2 separate regions of the Homo sapiens genome follow, and region 1 is linked to region 2. The links are chromatin contacts, found by Hi-C or POLR2A ChIA-PET in ENCODE. All regions are on one chromosome and are shown on one strand. Each heading gives the region's core, a stretch centred on a gene start or an enhancer-like site at or near the end of the contact. The rest is flanking DNA. Distances are from core to core; before and after follow the strand shown. Region 1 overlaps ARHGAP18 (Rho GTPase activating protein 18). Region 2 overlaps ARHGAP18 (Rho GTPase activating protein 18).

Region 1 (7,398 bases), core at 574-3,073, 92 kb before region 2:
GGTCAGGCTGGTCTTGAACTCCCGACCTCAGGTGATCAGCCCGCCTTGTCCTCCCAAAGTGCTGGGATTACAGGCATGAGCCACCGCGCCTGGCCTATTTTTCCTGACTTTAAAAAGTGCATGTTAGGGCCGGGCGCGGTGGCTCACGCCTGTAATCCCAGCACTTTGGGAAGCCGAGGTGGGCGGATTACAAGATCAGGAGATCGAGACCATCCTGGCTAACATGGTGAAACCCCGTCTCTACTAAAAATACAAAAAAATTAGCCTGGCATGGTGGCGGGCGCCTGTAGTCCCAGCTACTCGGGAGGCTGAGGCAGGAGAATGGCGTGAACCCGGGAGGCGGAGCTTGCAGTGAGCCGTGACCTCGCCATTGCACTCCAGCCTGGGCGAGAGAGCGAGACTCCGTCTCAAGAAAAAAAAAAAAAAGTGCGTGTTAGATGCCAAGCACAGCAGTTGGAGTACGGAGACCACAGAGGAGAGTAGTGCCTGGCTCTGTTTTCACTGAGCACACAGCCTGTCCTACAGACACCGCGTAATTGTTTTATTTCTCTGGAGTTGAGGCAGTCCTATTTGGCCCTTTATGTGAATATTTCTAGTCCTCTTAACAGCCATGCAAGATGATAGGTATTGTTCTTTCATTTTACAAATAAGGAAACAAGTGTTCAAAGAGGTTAGATATTATACCCAGAGTTCTGTGTCCAGTCAGCAGCAAGGTTGTTGGACTTCAAAACCTGCAATTCTCCCTGCAGCCTCAGACTATCACTAAAGGGGTCTCATCATAATTGTGGAGTCATTCAGTGAGTGTTGGAGAAGAGCAGTGCACAACATGGTAGACGTTTAGAGATCGAGTGGAGGACGTTCACTGCAGTGTGGGCGTTAGGGAAGTGTGGAGGGTGTCAGACAGAAGGGGACGGTACAGGCAAGGCTTCTGGGGTAGGAAAAGTGCCTGGTGGGCTCCGGCAGCTGGTACTGTTTGGCCATAGTGGGGGACTTGAAGGGAGAAGTGGGAGAGGAACCCGACGAGGAATGGAGAAAAGCTGGGCAGAGCTCATAGAGTCTTGAACATCAGGCTGAAGAATCGGGACCAGATGGACCAGGCTGCCCTGGGACTGACTTATGGTTTAGAAAGATTTAAAAGAGATTTTGGAGATGTTGAAATGTACTGAGTCCATAGACTGTTTTTAATGGTGTGTGTGTCTGTGTGTGTGTGTGTGTGTGTGTGTGTGTGTGTGTGTGATTATTTGGGTAAATTGATGGTTTGGGGACTAGGGGTTGAGGATGCTGTATTTATATTGCACATGTGCTCCATGCACTGATACCCTTCTTCAATGAAAAAGGTCATCTGAAATAAATATGGCCAGAAATAGTGGGTTTATATCATGTCCTGGCTTGGGAAACATTATCTCTAGAGAAGAACTATTTGAATGAGGGAAATTAATATAAACAAGACCAGATAAGCTTGTTACACGATAATTCCAAATGGATGGCAGGTAGCTGACTAGGGAACTTTACATATCTATGGTATCTTGAAGTTGCAGATTTACTTGCATATCCAAGGGGCATTTGACATACAGAGGGAGAAAGAGTTGGAAACTATTGTCAGCCTCTTTCCTCACTTCCATTTTACTTCCTTTTGATAGATGTGCATGTCTTTCCTTTCCTTTGATGAAAAAGATACCACTGATGCTTTCTTCCCTTGCTTTTCCATTGTTTCATTGTTTCATAACCCTCCTCTCCCTTCTTGATTTTCAATTCTTTTGTGCATGCATATTTCTAAATGCTCAGTAACCTTCCTCCTCTTGGCCAAGAGCCCAGGCAGATATTATCAGACTCCTGTCCTTGGCCAAGAGCCTGCTGGGAACCAGTGAATTTCTTGTCAGTTTCTCCTTGCCCTCCATGTATGTATTGCCTTCTGCTTGGCAAATCCTGACCTGAAGGGAATAGCCAATGCCTTACTAGACACTTTGGATCTCAATATATGTTTCCTGAATGAGTTTATTACTCATGTGAGTAGAGAATCCTTTCACGGCAGGAATTCTCTTTAGGTACCCGTGAATCTAAAGATATATATGCATATATATCCACATACACAACACACACACACACACACACACACACACACACACACATATATATTTTTCTTTTGATATAGACCTGGTTGATGCCTGACTCATTATAGATTTTGATTATATTAAATTTTTGAATGCTTTGTGCAGAAAGCATTTATTAAAGATACAGGGAACTTTTGGCTTATGGGCCAAATAGGGGTTGTAGTTCAATTCTATCTATCCCTGAGAAGTATTAAGAGATGTCACTGTTCTAAAAATGTTGCTAAGATTTTTGAAAACATTGAACAACAGTGCCCACAAGATGGGGATATTATTCCATGGGAAAAAAAAATATATTTTTTTCTTAGTAAAATTGGGGCAGTGTAGGTTCCCCTACTTCCCAGAGTGGGAAGATATTTTTACTCCCTTTAGATTAAAAAAAATGAGTTTATAAAATGAAAATGTATTATAATTTGTAAGTGCTTCAATATTGTGAAACAATATTGACTGATTACTTTTCTCATTCCATATAAGACTTTGAATTTTTTTTTAACAAAGGAGTATTTGTAGATGAATTAGACATTTGACCCTCTGTATAAAAAATCTATGCTTCATCCCAGATTTAAAGGAAGTGCTATTAAGCATCAACAAAGAATAGGAAATAGCTTTTAACAGGTACAGGAGAAAAGAATGGTGTTCCCAATCAACTAAGACTTGTAACCTTATTTGTGGGATGAGATATACACAGAAATGTTTAGTAAACCAGGATGTGGTATTTACAACTGTATATACACTTGTTTTTGATCTCTACTTCTAAGAAGCATTGGTGTCTGTATGTGCAGGTATAGTCAGGATGTAAATCAGTTTATAATAGGATACTTTGCAAGAGAAGTAGCTGGGGAAGGGTGGAGGCAGGCCCTGGAGTCAGGTTGAAGGCATCCCAGAGTGGGGGCCTCCAGGATGTGGCTGAACGGTGTGGAGAGGGCCAGGGGCATTCTTGGTGACGGAAGTAGCATGAGCAACTAGTAGGTGCTCCAAAGGTGGTTTGATGAGGATACTGTATACCATTGGCCCTGTGAATAAGAACCCACAGAAACAGAGGGCCAACTCAGTGACTTGAGCATCCACAGGGCTTGGTATCCACAGGGAGCCCTGAAGCCAATCCCCATTATATGGAGGGAGGAGGACTGTATTGCATTAGTGGTGTGGCTAGACACTTGCCGTTCTTTTGGCTGCCCAGCATCTGAGCGCTCATTCTGGTGTGGGGAGTTCTCTACTTTCGGAGCTTTGCTGGGAGGCAGAATAACCCTCTTTTCCACAGAAAAAGAGGGCAGTGTCAATTGCTACAGGCATTGCTGGTGTGAGCATCATCATCTGCTGCTCCCTGGTGCTCCTGGATCAGTCCATGGCGTGATCTGAGGCATTATTCCTGGCTTTTGGACATTCTGGGAGCCACCTAGTAAGCTTTTAATAAAATTCTCTTCTGCTTGGTTTCATCAGAGTTAATTTTTTTCTATTTTAATTTATATTTTTAATGTATTTATTTTGCCAGTAGACTAGCAGCAGGCAAAGATATCAGAGTTGATTTCTGTAGCTTGTAATTAAAAGTCCTGATAGAAAGAGATGCACATCATTGAGCACTTTCCTCTGTGCCAAGAAAATTGCATGTGTTTTATGTACGTATCTCATTCAAGTTTCTCCTGAACTCTGAAAAGAGGTAACATTATTGGTCTCTCATTCACAGGTGAAAAAACCGAGGTTCAGAGAGGTTAAGCAATTTAATCAAGGTCATGCAGGCAGCAAACAAAGCTGGGATATGATCCAGGCTTTTCTGATAGGGAGACTGTGATCTTAACCTCTTCTGCTCTGCTCTATGTTGTTATTAACTACCTGTTTGTATTTTAGAGCATTTTATTATGAAAGGTTCTTTCGCAGAACATAGTGGAGGCAAGACTTGGCTCTCTTACTTGATTATTTTTTATTTATTTATTTATTTTTTTGGAGACAGGATCTGGCTCTATTGCCCAGGCTGGAGGGCAGTGGCACGATCTTGGCTCATTGCAACCACTGCCTCCTGGGCTCAAGCCATCCTCCCACCTCAGCCTCCTGAGTAGCTGTGACTACAGGCATGCACCACCACACCTGGCTAATTTTTTTTTGTATTTTTAGTAGAGATGGGGTTTCATCATGTTACCCATGCTGGTCTCGAACTTGTGAGCTCAAAGCGATCTACCCGCCTCAGGCTCCCAAAGTGCTGGGATTACAGGCGTGAGCCACTGCACCAGCCTTTTTACTTGATTATTAAAAATAGGATTTGACAGATGTAGATTGTCATTGGTTAGAATGTGGAATTAAACCCTTGTTCTACTTTGCTGTATTGTGTTTGGGGCTGATGTAAAGGCAGAGAGTAGATCCTAAAGACAAACAGGCATAGAAGAGGGAAAGTGGGGAATGAAGAGGTGGGAGGAAAGGAACTTATCACACTTCTAAAAAGTGCTAAAGGCTCTGTCAGAGTTCTGCTTCTCACATCATCAAATTTTCAATAATAACTATTCACCTAGAACAGTCTATACCCGGATATCTGCATGGCTGAAACTCCCTGCCCGCTATCCCCTTCCCCCATTTCATTCAGGTCTCTGCTCAAGTGTCATCAGAGAGGTCTTCTCTTCCATCTATAATAAACTGCTCCCTGCTACCCACCCATCCTCTTAACCCACCTAATTTATTTTCATAGCACTTCTCACCACCTGACTGGTTATACATCTTTGTGTTTACTTTTTGTCTCCTTGCCACTAGAATGTGTAAGTTTCATCAGACCACGGACTGTTTTGTTCACTACTAAATCCCCAGCATTTAGAGTGTATCTGATACATAGTAGATGCTCAAATTCATTTACTTCAATCTTGAGTAAATGAATGAAGGTGAGGAAACTGAGGCTCTGAGAGTTTTAGATAACTTGCCTTTGATCTCATGGAAAATGATGAAACCAAGTTGCAAATTCTAGTCTAGGTGACTCCTAAGACACCACATTTCTCAGGTTCCACTCTTTACTAACATCTCTATTCCTGGGAAAATTCCTCTATTTGTACACAATTTGGGTAAGAAACATCTCATGGGATTTCAAAGTTGAAAAAAAAAAACCTTAAGTAGCCAGTCTAACTTTCCTATTTTACAAATGAGGAAATAACCATGATCCATTGAGGGTAGGTGACTTGATCAAAGTAATACTGCTATTTACTGATAAAGGAAGGACCACAATCAACCTACCTGGTCATCAGTTCAGTCCTATCTCCCCATCCCCTGCTATGTTTATTGCTGTCTTGATAAAGCAAGCCCTATTTGGTGCAGAATTCAGATGCCAATCATTGGTGATGGGTTCGAGATAATGAGTCATGCCATTTTAATCCCATAATATTAACGCAGTAAAGCAGAGGCTGCAAACCCAGAGGCCCACAGGGACCCATAGATAGCATAGCTTTCAGATGGGATTGGTGGGGGCTGTGCCAAACTGGGAGGTAGATAACCTGTTCAAAGGGGCCAGCCCCACCACACCTGCTGCCTGCTCAGAGAAACATGTTACAAGAAAAAAACATGGTAAACCAATTTAAAAATGTTTGAAACACCCTGCTGGCCAAACAAAACACTTCTGGCTGCCAGGTCACCCTGGTGGACTTCAGTTTGCGATTGCTAAAATCTTAGTATGAACAGCTCTTTCCAAAGGAGATTTCAGTACGTGTGGATATGGTGGAGAATATGTGAAGTGCTATCATTGTGGCTAATTGTTCTTTAGCCAAAAGATTAGTGGGTTGGACTGTCAAAGTTCACAGAGTGAAAATAATTAACAATAAAAGAGTATTTATTGCCTGTCTTTATTACCCTGGTGATAAAGTTGAAGAGTAATGTGTTTCCTCTGTCACGATACAATCTGTCCTAATGGAGGATACTTGGTTATGCTGTTTCCTGACTGGGAGTCAGGAGACCTTTTTAGATGTTTGGTGCAGCTATTAACTACCTGGATGTTACTGGGCAAAGCACCCAATTTTTCTGTTCTGCCATATTCACATTTGAGTAATTAAGGACTGGACTTAATTATTGGGGCGTAGGAAACAGGATGCAGAGGATTTTATACCAGACTTGAACCTTGTTTTTTATCTTCATCTCTAGAAAAAAAGAAAAAGCCTGTGTTGTCAGAGCAAGATAGGGACTGGATCATTCGTATCTATCACATATGTCTTTGAGCACATTGATAATCACAGTGTATTTGCTGCTCTTCTTCAGATGAGTCAGCTGTGAAGCTTAGATAGGTTGAGAATGACTGGACTTAGTGATCTCTAGGGTCGTTTCAGCTCTAAACCCTGTCACAGCTTGTGTTACCCTTGCTGGGGACAGATTTCAGAGGCATTTATCATACAGAGTCTTGAGCATGGGTTTTGTGGCCACATGGCCTGGGTTGCATCTTCACCTTCCTGGCGATGTTGATTTTCTCTAAGCCTCAGTTTCCTCATCCTTAAAATGGGGGGTTATAATGACAACTGCCTGGTAGTCTCGTTATTGTGATAATTGCCCCTGACAAATTATTAAATTTAATTCTTACAGTGAAGCAACTGGGCAGCATAAATAATAAAATTTTAATTAACATTTACATTTCAAATGCATGATAATTCTCTTTTTCTGGCAGATTTTAGGCTTTTAAGTTTCTTATTAGGAATTGAGATGTGTTGGAATTAAGAGGTGGCAGGCTTAATCAGTACTGTTCCTCACTTACACATTCAGTTTAGCCTAATGTGCCTCTCTATATTTAAGCAGTACCAATTAATTAAGGCATAGAGAGCAGTGAATCTTGTATCAATGTGAGCTGTAGGTACCCTGATTTTAACCAAACAGCTAACTTTGCCTGTGGCTACAAGGTCATGCTTGTGAATCCTTGCACAGTGAAACAGAAAGAAGGCTTCACATGGGCATTCAGTATCACTCGAAGGAGGCCATCTGACTACAACTTTGCTGTAGAGGGAAGCATGTATTACAGGAGAAGAACTGCTTTAGTAGTGTTCACGGGCTAATGTGAAGGACTTCTGCACTAGAAGAACAAAAACACCTCTCCAGATCCATAGTGGAGCATAATTTAAGGCAAGAGGATGACAATAGACAAATTGCACCCACTTCAAAAGGAGAGAGTGTGTTTACACTGAGTATTTGTTCCAAGGAGCTGAGAAGCAGGCACCATGCCCTGATGGGCCCTTCACACTGGGTTGCTGTCACTGCTGAAAGAGCAGCCTGTCCTTGTCTGCTGTACTTTCATCTTCTGCCATATTTGTATTCATGTGCGCTATCCTCCCACATAAAAGAGCAC
Region 2 (7,056 bases), core at 4,355-6,854:
AAATCTGAGTTTCTAGAGCTCTCCATCTGAATTTTTAGCAGGTTTCTCAGGTAATTCTTTTACAGAAAGATAATGACATAATTTGCTTCCACTCTGAGGGTCTGTGCTGCCCTCATTTGCACAACTGACAGAAGAGAATGGCTTATTCTTTTTTTTTTCTTTTTGGAGACAGGATCTCATTCTGTCACCCAGGCTGGAGTGCAGTGGCACAATCTCAGCTCACTGCAACATCCATCTCCTGGGCTCAAGCAGTCCTCCCACCTCAGCCTCCCGAGTAGCTAGGATCACAGACACTCACCACCATGCACGGCTAAATTTTTTGTATTTTGGGTAGAAATGGGGTTTTGCCATGTTGCCCAGACTGGGCTCAAGCGATCTACCTGCTTTGGCCTCCCAAAGTGCTGGGATTACAGGCATGAGCCTTCACACCCAGTCAGAAGCATGTCTTATTCTTCACATGCATCTTGCACACTACTGGAGTTGTCAGCACAGCAAACCCATGATAAATACTTATTGAATAAGAGTAATGTGAAAACTAAAGTGGAAACATTTAATAGTTTTATGAGGACCATTTTGGCTTGTATACAAAGTGGATAATCATATTAATAATTTGATTGGCAGCGGAAATGTTACATTAACTTTTCTTTTGAATTTTACAAATTTAGATACTGGTTTACTACTTTGCCTTCAGATGTATAATTCCATTTGTTTATTTTAATTTACAGGTGTGATACTTTTATTACCTATTGGGTACATTTAACAGATGGGAAAATACAAACGTGTAGATAATTACAGTGTGTCTAAGTTATGAATTTTCCATACCAGCCAGAATTCCCCAAGCACGTTAAAGTGATTTACTTGCAAGCTGTTTGATGATACAACTAATCGGTTTGTTTTGTCCCTCATAGTGGGGTTGCCCAGACTCTCAAGAAAGGAGAAGTTTTTTTGTATGAAATTGGAGGAAATATTGGTAAGCACTTTTTTTTCTCTTTACATTTTATATGCTGTTTTGATATTGCCAGTGGTTATTATTTATGTCTTTGGAGGAAGAACAGGAAATTAGAAGTAAAATATACCATGCTTTAGATAAGTTGCTGAATATTGTGGATTTCTTTAATGGTTTGACCTTTCTCTTCAGGCTCTGTTTGAGCGCCTGTACAAATGCCCATCTATGTTCAATTTCAGCAAAGGCAAGTTCCCTATACAGTAAGAATAACTCCTGGAATGGTTAATGATGCAAGTTTTTCAAAACTCTCTTCTTTGTAATATACTCATGTCACATAGTAAAGGAAGTAGTTGAGCTTATATAAGGCTAAGATAACACTTTATTATAGTACAGTATTAGATATTTTTAGTAAAAGCAGATTTACTTTTGCCATAGTTGATTTCCTGCTAAATTTTATACACATGCACACACACTCAAATTCACATTAGTAATTTAAAAAATGGAATGAATTAACTTTGACCATGTTTTATATTTTACCCTTTTGTAATTATCAGTGAGTCTTAACCATCTCTTTTTAAAAATTTAAAATAATCTTTTTTTCTTTTTTGACTCTTGGAAATGGTAAGGGTAAAATTATTAAGAAATAAATGAAATCATGTTAAGTTCAAAATAGTAATTAAAAATAATTTTGCAATAAATTTTGTAGGGTGTTTTTGTGGGAATTAAAAATGTTAGTAAATATTAAAAGTTAAATATAGGAATGTGAAGGTTTATTCTTAAATAGGCCATGACACTAGAAACCTGGAATTGTTAACTCTATTAGTAAAGGTTATTTAAATATTAATAGATTTGATTTCTTATTTTCCTTTTAGATCTTGGGAATTAAGTGTAGTTTCTTAGGTGGATTCAAAACCATTGCCCCTCCTAATAAGATGATTAAGCTTTTAAGGAACTATTTAAAAGCCTATCATACAAAGTATTTTCAGCTTCCTAAATTAATTTGAAACCTATTCATTTGGAGAAAGACTACCAAATTTATTTTTCCAATTGTTGGCCAATTCTTACAATATTTTGAGAAACAGGAAAGAATGAGAAGTTTTTTTTTTATTATTATTATTTGTTTTGTTTTGGAGACAGTGTCTGCCTCTGTCACCCAGGCTGAAGTGCAGTGGCGCAATCTCAGCTCACTGCAACCTCCACCTCCTGAGCTCAAGCCATCCTCCCACCTCAGCCCCCTGAGTAGCTGGGACTACAGGTGCAAGCCACCATGCCTAGCTAATTTTTGTATTTTTTGTAGAGATGGGGTTTCATTATGTTGCCCAGGCTGGCCTCAAACTCCTGATCTCAACCAATCTGCCCACCTCGGCCTCCCAAAGTAGAATAAGTATTTTGAAGTCCAAGACTTAAGAGTTAAATAATTAAGCTTAAGTTTAAAATTGCATACCAATCTACCTGCTGTATTAAACTGACACAACATCTATTTTAACAGGGGAACGCTGCCTTGATGATGACACTTACATGAAGGATTTATATCAGCTTAACCCAAATGCTGAGTGGGTTATAAAGTCAAAGCCATTGTAGAAGACTTAACAAGCTGCAGATAACCATGTGGACTTCTGTCATAATTCTTGCTGAGTCAAGAGTGTAAATAAAAGAAATGGCAGGACTCATATTATTCAGTTGTACCCAAGTATTTAAAAATGACTCTCTTAAGCCTTAAAAAGTCATAGATTTGTGCTGCTGCCAGAATTATATTAATTATTATTAATGTTATTATTAGAAAAAAAATTTCTGGAGTGAGAGTAAAGAGGCTTAATTAGTTTGTGGGCAGTTTTCATATGCTCTGTGAAATGTGTCCAGATGTGACATAGTTTTTTTTTTTAATATGTGGAAATGTCTTCTCTTCCCATTCTTTTCTCCTAAAATCATATATACTGTAATATATGCTCTCTCACCTCTATTACCTCCTCACATCTACCCTTTCCCAGTTAGGTTTGCTTTTTGACCAAAAAGATAACAAATACCAGGTATGGCAAGTTGTGAAGACAGCACATTAAAACATACCTAATTTCACAGTATTCCTGTCACGACAGAATGTTAGTATTCATCTCTTTGAATCATTTGCTCAAATAATAACATTCCACCTTTTCCTGCTGTATCACAGGAAGTGATTTGCATTTTTTTTCAGTTCATCTGACTTATGTTCACAGAACCGTATCAGCGACCAAGAAAATAGGACTGTCAGAAGCTGCCAGTTATTACTGAACCATTAAATACTTATATACTAAGAATAAATAAAATATACCCATGTGAAATAATAATTGGATTATGGATAACAAGAGAGTGAAAGCCAAAGCACTTTCTGTCTACTGTACTCTTCTAAATGGAATTTTAAAAGTCATAGCTGGCTTTACGTGTTGTCATTATTAGCATTATAAATATGCATGATAGTATAATCCAGTAATGGTTGAAGAATGTATTTTACTTAAAGAGGGATTTTTTTTTTTAAGTCCTGAATAAGTCTACTGGAAGAATTATTCTTCTGGGTGAAAAAGCTTTTGTTTGTGTTCTTATTTTAAATAATCGGAGTCAATTTATTAAAATGTTCTTGAAAGTACTATTCCCAGGGATTTTAATGCACAAACCATATTGTGACAAGAGATGAGCCTCTGTACTGTAAATAAGAAATGAAGTAGAGAAATGTTAAATATTTTATGAGTTTAGAATATAGTAAATAAAAGGTGATGTAAATGAATGCTGCACAAACGGTGTTCATGATACTTTTAGTAGTACTTTAGGAAAAACTACACATTCTCAGAAGCTCTTGATGTCTCTAATGAAGGGGGGGAATGCTGTTAATGAGAACAGTCATAAATTTTTAGCATATAATTACAAGAACAGCCTGTGGATATGATCACTTAAATGATTTTGTGGTGATTCGTGCCATTGCTTTTTTATTTAAAAGAAAATTTTGTAATTAAATGCCTTTTTCTAAATTATCTTCTCTTGGAATCATTACTTTTAATCCTATGTGTTTATGAGTATTTTTGCTTTTTTTTTATTAATATTGAGAAATGGACTTTTTTGTTATTAAAAGTCACCTCTATTTTCTATTTTCTTTGTAATTTTTAAAGTAGGAAGATGTCAGAGATGTAAATATGTTTTCGTCTTTAGTTTTTTTCCTTTTACAAATTTTTATTCTTCAGGATTTTCAAAATACAGTTTAGTCTGTTTCTTTGACAATATGTATTAATTTCCCAATTAGCAAAATGGTACTTATTAGTGGGTTGAAAACAATTAATAATATAAAAGAAAAATTAAGTGCTTAAAACATTTTAGGAGTATACAACTTCAAAAAAAAAGATAGCAGTGAGGATAATGATTTAAGTAAAAGGTTGTCTGAAGCATATGCCAACTAAATTTCGCAACGTTTGCTACCTACCTGAAAAGGAGGGTCAGGAGGGAGACACAACATATTTTTGATCATGAAAAAGTATCTTAATTTTAAAAAAGTGAAAATGCCATTTTATTTTGAATCCCTTTTAGAACTCACGACCCAAGTTCATCAATGTTGAATAATATCACGTTTAAATAACAAAAAAATATGGACTTTAAAAAATCTCAAATTTTTTAGAGACAGGGTCTTGCTCTGTTTTCCAGATTGGAGTACAGCAGTGCATTCGCGGCTAACTGCAGCCTCAAGCACTGGGGCTCAAGCAAACCTCCTGCCTCAGCCTCGTGAGTAGCTAGGACCACAGGTGCATGCCACCATGCCTGGCTCTAAAGAGAAAAAAAACTTGATACCATAGAGCCTTGAATATAAATATCCTGATGTTAACCTACTGCTTTTGCTGTGATTTTTTTTCCTTAGTGAGTTTTAAATCTCAGGCTAGATTTTTATTTGTTTTTCTGTGTGTGTATGAGACAAAATAAAAATAAATATATTTGCCTTGAGTTTAAAACATTTGAATTCTTAAAGGAGGACTGGTTGTCCTGGTAACGTTGGTGATGCTCTTTTCTGAAAGAGGCTTCATTAATCTGTTCTCACACTGCTAGGAAGAAATACCTGAGACTGGGTGAGTTATAAAGAGGTTTAATTGACTTACATGGCTGGGGAGGCCTCAGGAAACTTACAGTCATGGCAGAAGGGTAAGCAAACATGTCCTTCACATGGTGCCAGGAAGGAGAAGGATGAGAAGCACAGGGTGAAGCGGGGAAAAGCCCCTCACAAAACCATTAGATCTTGTGAGAACTCACAATCACAAGAACAGCACGGGGAACTGCCCCCATGATTCAGTCACTTCCCACAAGATCCTTCCCCCAACATATGGGGATTACAATTCAGATTACAATTCAAGATAAGATTCGGGTGGAGACACAGAGCCAGACTGTATCAGAGGTCATTGTAATTCTTTGCACTTACACAATCTTTGCTTAATGCTGCTGTAGGATTCGATGTAAATTCCTTACTAGTACTCTCTGGGAAAGGCAGATTATTTTACCGACTTCAAGGAATTTTTCATTATTGTCTGTCTTCGTTTTCATTAAACTGGTTTGGACTCTCCATCTGATTGTCCTGATTTCTCACCTACTCATCAGTAGGTGGCAGTATTGGTCAGGCATTCCTTTGAATCGAAACTACGGGAAGTTTTTAAAATGAACCCGAGTTCATAGGGAAGTTGCTAAGACTCAGTGCCAGGCATCTGCAAGGCAGCTAGGTAAGAACACTGTGGAGCTCTTGCTTTGATTACCGATTCTGAAATTGTAAATAATTTCAGAGTTTCTATGTTCAATCTGTTTGTCTGCTTTTATCCTTAATCCATTGAATGGGAAGGGCGGTAGAAGAGGACATTTTTCTAAGCTGAAATTAGGCTTTTCACAACGTCCATTTCAAGCAGAACGATTATGACAAGAAGGAAGGCAGTGAACCGGGAAAGTAAGTGAAGGGATGTCTAAGATAAGAAGGCATAATTAACTTTTTTTTTTTTTAATATAGTTTAAGTTCTGGGATACATGTGCAGAACGTGCAGGTTTGTTACACAGGTATATATGTGCCATGGTGTTTTGCTGCACCCATCAACCTGTCATATACATTAGGTATTTCTCCTAATGCTATCCCTTCCCTAGCCCCCCAACCTCTGACAGGCGCTGGTGTGTGATGTTCCACTCCCTGTCTCCATGTGTTCTCGTTATTCAATTCCCACTTACGAGTGAGAACATGCGGTGTTTGGTTTTCTGTTCCTGTGTTAGTTTGCTGAGAATGATGGTTTTCAGCTTTATCCATGTCCCTGCAAAGGACATGAACTCATCCTTTTTTATGGCTGCATAGTATTCCATGGTGTATATGTGCCACATTTTCTTTATCCAGTCTATCATTGATGGGCATTTGTGTTGGTTCCAAGTCTTTGCTATTGTGAACAGTGCTGCAGTAAACACACGTGTGCATGTGTCTTTATAGTAGAATGGTTTATAATCCTTTGGGCATATAGCCAGTAACGGGATTGCTGGGTCAAATGGTATTTCTGCTTCCAGATCCTTGAGGAATCACCACACCGTCTTCCACAATGGTTGAACTAATTTACACTCCCACCAACAGTGTAAAGTGTTCCTATTTCTCCACATCCTCTCTAGCATCTGTTGTTCCCTGACTTCTTAACGATCACCATTCTAACTGGCATGAGATGGTATCTCATTGTGGTTTTGATTTGCAATTCTCTAATGACCAGTGATGATGAGCTTTTTTTCATGTTTGTTGGCTGCATAAATGTCTTCTTTTGAGAAGTGTCTGTTCATATCCTTCACCCACTTTTTGATGGGGTTGATTTTTTCTTGTAAATTTGTTTAAGTTCCTTGAAGATTCTGGATGTTAGCCCTTTGTCAGATGGATAGACTGCAAAAATTTTCTCCCATTCTGTAGGTTGTCTGTTTACTCTGATGGTAGTTTCTTTTGCTGTGCAGAAGCTCTTTAGTTTAATTAGATCCCATTTGTCCATTTTGGCTTTTATTGCCATTGCTTTTGGTGTTTTAGTCATGAAGTCTTCACCCATGCCTATGTCCTAAATGGTATTTCCTAGGCTTTCCTCTACAGTTTTTATGGTTTTAGATCTTAT

Evidence for each region. Hi-C counts contacts between places; a loop is a spot of excess contacts on that map. ChIA-PET counts read pairs that join two places held with the same protein, here RNA polymerase II (POLR2A). Pooled maps may share reads with other maps.
Region 1: a pooled map shows a loop between it and region 2 (2.3-fold over the local background). The contact joins two enhancer-like sites. A Hi-C loop is called at or near these places in 1 of 50 pooled maps. POLR2A ChIA-PET finds 5 or more read pairs at or near these places in 3 of 52 experiments (CD8-positive, alpha-beta T cell, HepG2 and activated CD4-positive, alpha-beta T cell).

What each region holds. Positions count from the first base shown.
Region 1 is chr6:129,662,201-129,669,598 of GRCh38, reverse strand. The region is part of intron 1 of ARHGAP18 (Rho GTPase activating protein 18); the gene reads left to right. Among named protein-coding and RNA genes, the nearest start is that of ARHGAP18, 44 kb to the left of the region's middle. RefSeq lists a silencer at 6,850-6,929 and enhancers at 6,950-6,999, 7,030-7,099. Within about 2 kb of position 1,823, at least 2 of the 41 ENCODE cell types and tissues checked have a DNase peak (open chromatin) inside an H3K27ac peak, as active enhancers do.
Region 2 is chr6:129,573,984-129,581,039 of GRCh38, reverse strand. It overlaps ARHGAP18 (Rho GTPase activating protein 18), which reads left to right. Exons shown (of 15, transcript NM_033515.3): 14 at 909-970; 15 at 2,436-4,908. The coding sequence ends at 2,527. Among named protein-coding and RNA genes, the nearest start is that of ARHGAP18, 130 kb to the left of the region's middle. Within about 2 kb of position 5,604, at least 4 of the 41 ENCODE cell types and tissues checked have a DNase peak (open chromatin) inside an H3K27ac peak, as active enhancers do.